Linked DNA regions of Homo sapiens: regions 1 and 2 are each linked to region 3. A link is a contact called in ENCODE Hi-C or POLR2A ChIA-PET data. All regions are on one chromosome and are shown on one strand. The core of a region is the stretch at or near the end of the contact, and the rest is flanking DNA. Distances in the headings are between cores, read along the strand shown.

The links. A loop is a pair of places that touch in the nucleus more often than their neighbours do. ChIA-PET counts read pairs that join two places held with the same protein, here RNA polymerase II (POLR2A). Pooled maps may share reads with other maps.
Region 1: a loop to region 3 is called in a map with no recorded cell type, with 4 times the contacts of the local background. The contact joins the promoter of PDK2 here to the enhancer-like site in region 3. A Hi-C loop is called at or near these places in 3 of 168 maps with a recorded cell type or tissue (IMR-90, PC-9 and endothelial cell of umbilical vein), 8 of 37 single-sample maps with no recorded cell type and 12 of 50 pooled maps. POLR2A ChIA-PET finds 5 or more read pairs at or near these places in 6 of 52 experiments (Panc1, T-cell, activated B cell and 3 more).
Region 2: a loop to region 3 is called in a pooled map, with 2.7 times the contacts of the local background. The contact joins the promoter of SAMD14 here to the enhancer-like site in region 3. A Hi-C loop is called at or near these places in 1 of 37 single-sample maps with no recorded cell type and 2 of 50 pooled maps. POLR2A ChIA-PET finds 5 or more read pairs at or near these places in 3 of 52 experiments (Caco-2, WTC11 and activated naive CD8-positive, alpha-beta T cell).

Annotation. Positions count from the first base shown.
Region 1 is chr17:50,093,953-50,096,652 of GRCh38, forward strand. PDK2 (pyruvate dehydrogenase kinase 2) reads left to right here and starts at 1,399. Exons shown (of 11, transcript NM_002611.5): 1 at 1,399-1,601. The coding sequence starts at 1,484. It overlaps LOC124904024 (a long non-coding RNA gene), which reads left to right. Exons shown (of 2, transcript XR_007065837.1): 2 at 390-701. RefSeq lists enhancers at 558-767, 1,799-2,314, 2,315-2,700 and a silencer at 1,148-1,267.
Region 2 is chr17:50,128,886-50,131,585 of GRCh38, forward strand. SAMD14 (sterile alpha motif domain containing 14) reads right to left here and starts at 1,275. Exons shown (of 10, transcript NM_001257359.2): 1 at 632-1,275. RefSeq lists silencers at 991-1,050, 1,291-1,370.
Region 3 is chr17:50,006,141-50,008,840 of GRCh38, forward strand. No RefSeq gene overlaps it. Among named protein-coding and RNA genes, the nearest start is that of DLX3, 12 kb to the left of the region's middle. RefSeq lists an enhancer at 1,643-1,722. Within about 2 kb of position 1,376, at least 3 of the 41 ENCODE cell types and tissues checked have a DNase peak (open chromatin) inside an H3K27ac peak, as active enhancers do.

The DNA.
Region 1 (2,700 bases), core at 149-2,648, 88 kb after region 3:
GACGACAGAGGGAGACTCAATCTCAAAAAAAAAAAAAAAAAAAAAAAAAATAGCCCATTGAAAGGCTGTGAGCAAGGAAGTAATAAGGTCAGATTTGCAGTTGAGAATGATCCCTGAGTCTCGGTTTTCTTATCTATGAAATGAGGCTAAGAATAATAAAATAGAGAATTAAATGAGATAATGCCTGTAAACAGTGCCTGGCATATAGCTTATTATTCATCCAGCTAAGAGGCCCTTCCATATGTGAAGCTTTGCTCTGTGAGGTCTGTATTACAATCACATTCAGTTATAGCTAATTATTTACTTATGTAGCTATCTCTGAAACTTAGAAATGAAATCATCGAGGAAAAAGGCCATTTCTTGATCCTGTCTGTGTTCCCTGTTCCCAGCATAAAGCCTAACACGTATTAGGCTAATGTCACCGAGCAAAGAAAGCATCAAAGTGGCGGGTCGGGCCCTAAACCCACGATGGGAGATACCACATTCGGCCACAAGAGGGCGCGTCACATTTTCTCCAAGAGAAGCTGGGCCGCTGATGAAGGACGGGCTCCGGGCCTCCCAGAGACACTTCACCTCCTGGGATCTTGCTCTAAGGAAGCCCGGTGCGAAGGAGGTGGCTTTCTCAGGTGGTCGCGCTAGATGTCCAAGGCTTTATGTTCGGTCAGATGAGCTGTATAATAAAATGAAAGTGTTAACTGGCATGGACGATAGCTGCTGCCTCCACCGCCACTAGTAGTGATGGTTTTTACTCTGGATGTTTTTCAGTTGGAAAAGCAAACTCCGCCTTTTCCTGAGCCGCTTGGATCTTTGTGGAAGCGGGTGGGCTGCATATATACAGGACGGATTCGTATAGGCTTGCACCCTGGTTCCGAATTTTGCAAATATTCGCAGTCTGGGTCACTGTCATCCGGACTGGGAATCCCCAAGACCCGTTAAGGGAGGATAGGTAACGATCATGACAGGTGAAACAGGTACCTTTGAGTTGGAGAAAAGGGATTGGTTGAAAGCTACCTAGACAACTCTGGAAAGGAAGGGTTAAAAGGAGCCTGCAGGTGAAGGAGATGCGAGGGGGTAGCAAGGGAAAGGCAGGCGTGGAAGAGGAAGCGAAAGGGCTGGCGGGGCTCTGGGAAGGAAGGGGTTAACCCGGGCTTCGCCCCGCGGAGGAAAGGGAGGAGTGAACACAGGGGAGGTGGGAACTCGGCGCGGCCTCCCCAAAACAACAGGCCGCCCCGGCAAAGCGTGGGTTAAGGGGGCGGGCCCGGGGGAAGCCACGTGCCGGGGCGGAAGGCTATTGGTTCGCCCGGAGTTGTTTGTGAGTGGCCATTGGCGACGTCGAGGCGCCATGACGAGCCGATTGGCTGGGCGTTGGAATGCCCGCCAGGGCAAGGGTAGGGAGGAGGCGGCCGAACCGCGTCGCTGGGCCGAAAGGTGCGCGAGCGCTGCCCGCGCGGGGACCACAACCAAAGTCGCGGCCGCCGCAGCCATGCGCTGGGTGTGGGCGCTGCTGAAGAATGCGTCCCTGGCAGGGGCGCCCAAGTACATAGAGCACTTCAGCAAGTTCTCCCCGTCCCCGCTGTCCATGAAGCAGTTTCTGGACTTCGGTACGGAGTGGGCGGGAGGCGGCTGGCAGCGGAGGCCGGCGGGGCGCTGGGAGGGGCAGCCGGGGGCTAGGGGGACGGAGGAGAAGAAAGGCCCCGAGTGACAGAGAAGGGTTGTTTGGAAAGGTACAGGCAGGAAAGAGTTAATGGGGAAGCAGGAACCGGCCGGGGCCTCTCGACGGGGCTGCTGATGGGAATGGGGGGCATTTACAAGGACGGTCCCGAGGTTTCTTCGTGGGCCTCATGAAGGGTCTTGAAGAGTAAGGGGCAGTGAAGCTGTGATGTTACTGCAGGAAGGGAGTAGGGTGGTATCCAGACGCGAAAGGGTTAATGGGAGTTGTCCTCATGACTGGAGGAGTAGGGGCCCCTCCTCCCACCAGAGGAAACCGGGGGTCTGCTGGTGGGAGTGAGGAGGCAGGGTTTAGAGGTGCAGCCATCTGTAGAGAGACCTGGACTGGGCATGAAGGGTCAGACACCCCTGGGCAGAGGGTGAGATTAAGCCAGGGGCAGTTGGGGAAGGGGGCTCTTTCAGAAGATGCCATTGGGAGACAGTGCCCTGACTGGTAGACATCCACCCACAGAAGGAGCTGGACCCTAGCTGCCCCAGTGGGCAAGGACACTTGAAGATCAAATCTGTTCCGGCCTGGCAGCCTCTCCCCAGCTGGGCAGGGGCCCCAGGCACCGTGATGTGGAGTCAAGCCGCCTATACCTCCCTTGGCTGCCCCAGGGCTGCTAGGTCAGGATCGCCCACTACCAGCAACCTGGGGGTGGCCCTGGGGCAGGAGGGAGGCTGTGCCAACGTGGCAGCTGAAATGGGCATTGTGTGGGCCCTGTCTGTCTATGTGGTATTTCCATGGTGCCAGCTGGGGACTGGGGGTGGGGGGCAGTCTCTCAAGAGTTGAGTTGATAGTGCCTAGCTTGGGTTGCAGCTGCGTCAATGATGGGACGGGAACAGAGAGGTGGCAGCCGAGACATAAGGCACCTGTTCCTCAGGACTTGTCTGCCTGCACCCCTGCCCTGCCTGAGTCTTGAGCCTCCCCCATGTAGGAAAGCCTCCTGGGCCCACCCCTAGCCCCCAGCAGCTGTCCCCACAAACTGCACC
Region 2 (2,700 bases), core at 25-2,524, 120 kb after region 3:
GGTGGGAGAGAAGGGAGAAGCCCTTCGGGCAGGCGATAGGAAAGGGCCCCTGAAGAGGAGAAAGCGACAGAGAGAAGTGCAACTGGGAGAGGCCGGGAAGAGGTGGATGGGAAAGGAGACTAGCGGTCGGGGAGGCAGTTGTGGAGCCAGAGAGGTGGTCCCCCCTTCCCATATCGCCGGCCGTCCACTGGCCCCAGGCTTGGGGTAGTCCTCAGGAGTCGGGCACCCCCTCAAAGCACTGTTGGAGATGGGGTGAGGTTGGGGACAGGGCACCTACTCCACTCTCAGAGCCCTTCTCCCCAGTCAGAGCCCGGTGGCTAGTTTCTCTCCAAACCATCAGCACAACTCCCCGCCGGGCAAGAAAGAGTTAAGCCCTCTCCCCCTCCCCCCACACCAGCTTTTTATTAATTTCTCCGGGCGTCGGGCGGGAGGGAGGGGATTAGGGCCATAAATCCTATCTCCGCCCCCTCCCCTGACAGCCCGGCACCCCAGCCCCGTGCGGTCCCCCTAGGGATAGGGGAAGAAAGGCCCTTGTCGCTTAGCCCTGCCCAACCCCACTCAGGGTCCCACCGCGGGCCCGAGTGGCCCTAGCCCCAGTTCCCGGTCCACCCCAGGGCGCCCGGCCCCTCACCTCCGGCATCGGTCATCTTCAGCGTCTGGCGCCCCGGGAACCCCTCAGGCCCATGGTGCTCGAGGCGGGGGCCGGGCAGGAGAGGGGTGGGGGGACCGTCACCCCGGCCGCGGGGGGCTCCGGGCGGGCTCGAGCCGCTCCATCCCGGGGGTGGGGGTGAGGTCGGCGGGAAGGGTCCCAGAGCCGGGGGAGATGGAGGGCGGGGGATGTGGGGAGAGGGAACAGGTTCGCTGGAAGCAGGAGGCGCGGGCGGGGCTGGACCAGGAGACCTGACGGGAGGATGCTCCGTGTGTGTGTGCGTGTGCGTGTGCGTGTGTGTGTGTGTGACAGAGAGAGAGAGAGAGAGAAGAGCGAAGAGCGAGCGCCACCTCCCTCCCCGCCCCTGCCGCCCGCCAGGCCTGGCCGGACGCGGGGCCCCCGCCTGGCAGGGCCGATTCGCGCGGCGTCGCGTCGGCAGGGGTCCGCGGGGGTCTCCGGGGAAGGGGCGTCGGGGTGGGGGGCGCGTGGCGGAGAAGCCGGGCGCCCAGGAGACAAAGAGCGGGAGGGAGCGAGGGGGCGGGGGCGGGGGAGGGCGGCGGGGAGGAGGCGGCTGGGGCCGGGGAGCGGAGTTGCAGCTACTTCTCTGCCCGCGGGAGACGCGGCGCACCGGAGTCTGCGCGGGTGGGAGCGGCTCCGGGGCGGTCCCGCCACGGGACCCACGGGGCTTCCGCCTCCTCTGCCGGGTCCATCAGGGCTCCCGATTAGTTCATTCATTCAACAAACGTCCGCCGAGCAGCCGGGGCGCCGAGGCTGGAGGGGACAGCGGTGAACAGAACCCCCGCCCCCTAACTGCGCTCAAGGCCAGTGGGCCAGTCGGGGGCTCAGACGAGTGGGGAGGCCCTCACGAGCCTGGGCGCCATGGGCCCAGCTAACAGAGGGCACTTCTTGCCGGAAGGGAGAGCGCACCCCTGGCCCGGCCTGGGTCCAGGCGGCCGCGGCGGGAGCTGGGCTGGGGGATTCCCAGAGGATGTGATGTGTTGGCTACAACTGCGGGCCAGGGTAGGGAAGTGCCAGGGGGTGTTGGGGGTGGGAGGGCAAGAGGGGAAGATAAATTGAAGCTGGGGAGGTGCAGGGGGCTTGCACTTTATTCTACCAGCCGCCCACCCCGCCGCCCACACACACACACACACACACACACACACGCGCGCGCGCGCACACACACAAAATTAAGAGGAGGGAGGGGCTCAGGTGTGCATTTAGGAAGCACCCTTGGCTCCCCTGGAGACAGGGTTACAGAGGGCACTCTGAAGGCAGGGAGACCCGCTGGAGGCTATTGAGGGCCGGTGGCAGTGGGCATAAAGATTACAGATTAAGCTGAGAGCCCTTCAGGATGCAGGCCTGAAGAAGCTGACACCGAAGAAGCTGACAGGATTTGGGGACCTGCTGGACTAGGAGGTGAGGGAGGAGGGGTCTAGGATGGCTGTGGACCTTGGCTTGAGGCAGGAAGCCCTGGAGCAGGTGGGGGTGGGGACGGATGAGATCAGACTTGGACCCAGTGCGCTGATGGTAGTGGCAGGCCAGCCAGGGAGGCAATGTAGGGATCCACAACCAGCTACCGCACGTCACAGCTTGGCAGGTGCCAGGCGCTCTCAGATCATCTATTGTCACCCTCACAATAAACCCACAAGGTGGGTGTTTCCATTACCCACTGCCTCAGAGAAAACAGAGACTTAGAAGAAGGAAAGTGCTTTGCTCAAGAGCAAGTGGTGAAAGGCCAGGCGCAGTGGCTCACGACTGTAATCCCAGCACTTTGGGAGGCCAAGGTGGGTGGATTACATGAGGTCAGGAGTTCGAGACCAGCCTGGCCAACATGGTGAAACCCTTGTCTCTACTAAAAATACAAAAATTAGTCAGGCATGGTGGCGCTACTCTGGAGGCTGAGGCATGAGAATTGCTTGAACCTGGGAGGTGGAGGTTGGAGTGAGCTGAGATTGTGCCACTGCCTTTCAGCCTGGCCAACAGAGTGAAACTCAAATCTCAAAAAAAAAAAAAAAAAAAAAAAAAAAAAAAAAAAAAAAAGGCAAGTGGTG
Region 3 (2,700 bases), core at 126-2,625:
ATAATATATAATAATGTTATATAATAATATAAAACTATAGCTAGCATAATAATGGTAATTGAAAACTTTACCCTTAACATCAGGTCTGAAGCAAGAATGTTCACTCTGACCATTTCTATTATGCTGTGGTTCTAGTCAGTACAATAAGGCAAGAAAAAGAAGTAAAAGGCTTACAGATTGCAAAGGAAGAAGGAAAATTGTCTTTATTTACAAACAACATGATTGGATGTGTAATCTATAAAAAATCTACTGAACTAATAAGTGAGTTTATCAAGGTCACAGGACACTTGGTCAGATATTATATATTTCAATAGACTAGCAAAAAAAAAAAAAAAGGAAATTGAAGATAAAAGAAAATACTACTTAGAATAAAAACAGGGCCGGGTGCGGTGGCTCATGTCTGTAATCCCAGCATTTTGGGAGGCCGAGGCGAGTGGATCACGAGGTCAAGAGATCAAGACCATCCTGGCCAACAAGGTGAAACCCCGTCTCTACTGAATATACAAAAAATTAGCCGGGTGTGGTAGCGGGCGCCTGTAGTCCCAGGTACTCTGGAGGCTGAGGCAGGAGAATGGCATGAACCCGGGAGGCGGAGGTTGCAGTGAACCGAGATCATGCCACTGCACTCCAGCCTGGGCGACAGAGCGAGACTCCATCTCAAACAAACAAACAAAAAACAGAATACACAAGGGGATAAGCTTAAAACATGTATAAACCTTGTCCTCTGAACACTACAAAAAAAATTCTGAGAGATTAACACCTGAATAAGTGTAGAAAGTAGGACAAATGACTCAATATTGTTCAGATGTCAATTGCCCCAAAACTGATCTATAGAGGGACTTTGTAAAAATTATTTTGGTTTTGCAGTCAACTTTAAAAAATGATTCTAAAATCTATTTGAAAAAGTAAATATTAATAAATATCGAAGACAATCTTAACAAGGAGTAAAGAGGGAGGACTTAGCAGATATTAAGACATACCATAAGGCATGGTAATAATGATTGGTTTAAGAACGAATAGAGTAATAGCATATAATCAAGGGTTCAGCCACAGACCCAGGGTGTACTGCAAATCAATGGGAGAGAGGATAGATTGTTTAATAGATACTCAGAGAAAACAAAATTCAGGCTGGGAGTGGTGGCTCATGCCTATAATCCCAGCCTTTTGGGAGGCTGAGGTGGGCAGATCACTTGAGGCCAGGAGTCCAAGATCAGCCTGGCCAACATGGTGAAACCCCATCTCTACTAAAAATACAAAAATTAGCCATGCGTGGTGGCTCACATCTGCCACCCAGTTACTTGGGTGGCTGAGGGAAGAGAATTGCTTGAAGCTGGAAGGCAGAGGTTGCAGTGAGCCGAGATCACACCACTGCACGCCAGCCTGGGCAACAGAGCGAGACTCTGTCTCAAAAACGAAAACAAAAAAGAAGAAGAAAGAAAGAAAACAAAGTTTAGATCCTTACCTAATACGATATACAAAGGTGGACTCCAGATGAATGAAAGTTCTAAATCTGAAAGGTAAAAAGGCCAGGCATGGTGATTCATGCCTGTAATCCCAGCCCTTTGGGAGGCTGAGGTGGGCAGATCACTTGAGGTCAGGAGTTTAAGACTAGCCTGGCCAACATGGTGAAACCCCATTTCTACTAAAAATACAAAAATAAGCTGGGTGTGGTGGTACGTGCCTATAATCCCAGCTACTTGGGAAGCTGAGGTGGGAGAATCACTTGAACCCAGGAGGCAGAGTTTGCAGTGAGCTGAGATCGCACCATTGCACTCCAGCCTGGGCAACAAGAGCTAAAATCCATCTCAGAAAAAAAAAAAAAGGGTGAAAGTATAAAATAGAAGAAAATGCAGTGTCCTGTCTTTGTAATCTAGGGTAGGGAGTGTCTTCAATCTCTAAAGATAAAAAATTGAAAAATTTTATGTTAACATTAAGAGTTTCAATTCAAATAAGGACACCATAGACAAAATGAATAGATGTATACAGAATGAGAAAAGAGGTTCACAATATCTAAAATAAACAGAAGAATATGTAGAAAAATTCAGACTATGTATAAACTCTTGCAATTTAATAAGGAAAAAGATAGCAACCTAATTAAAGGACAAAAGATTCAAACATGCAATTTTCAGGATGTTACCTATATACCCCTGTGTATATAGGAAAAGATGCTCAGATTCACTAGTAATCAGAGAAATGTACATTAAAACACCCATGAGGTAGCCCTTTACAACTGTAAGATTGGTAAAAATTCAAAAACTTATTAGTGTCATGTTGGCTGAAATGTGCATCTGTTTCTGAACTCTCTGATACATACATACCTCATGATCCAGCAGTCTTGCTCCTGGTAGAACCCTCACACAGATCACCAAGGAACATGTATGAAAATGTTCATTGTATGTTACTCATGGTAGCAGGGAGAACGTCCATTCTTGGAGTATGGAGAGGTAAAATGTGGTAGACATACTCCATGGAGTACTTCACCACAGTAACAAAATACAAAACATAGAAACATGGATAGATTTTAGAAATATAGTTCTGAAGGAGAAATGTAAGAATGATATTGCATTCGAATGAATAAATGAAAAATGTATTATGTTTACATAAAATACATGTACATATTTTGCAAGAACACATAAAAACCAAGAAAATACACACTAATTAAATTATTCAGCAAGTATTCATTGAGTGTTTGTCATATGC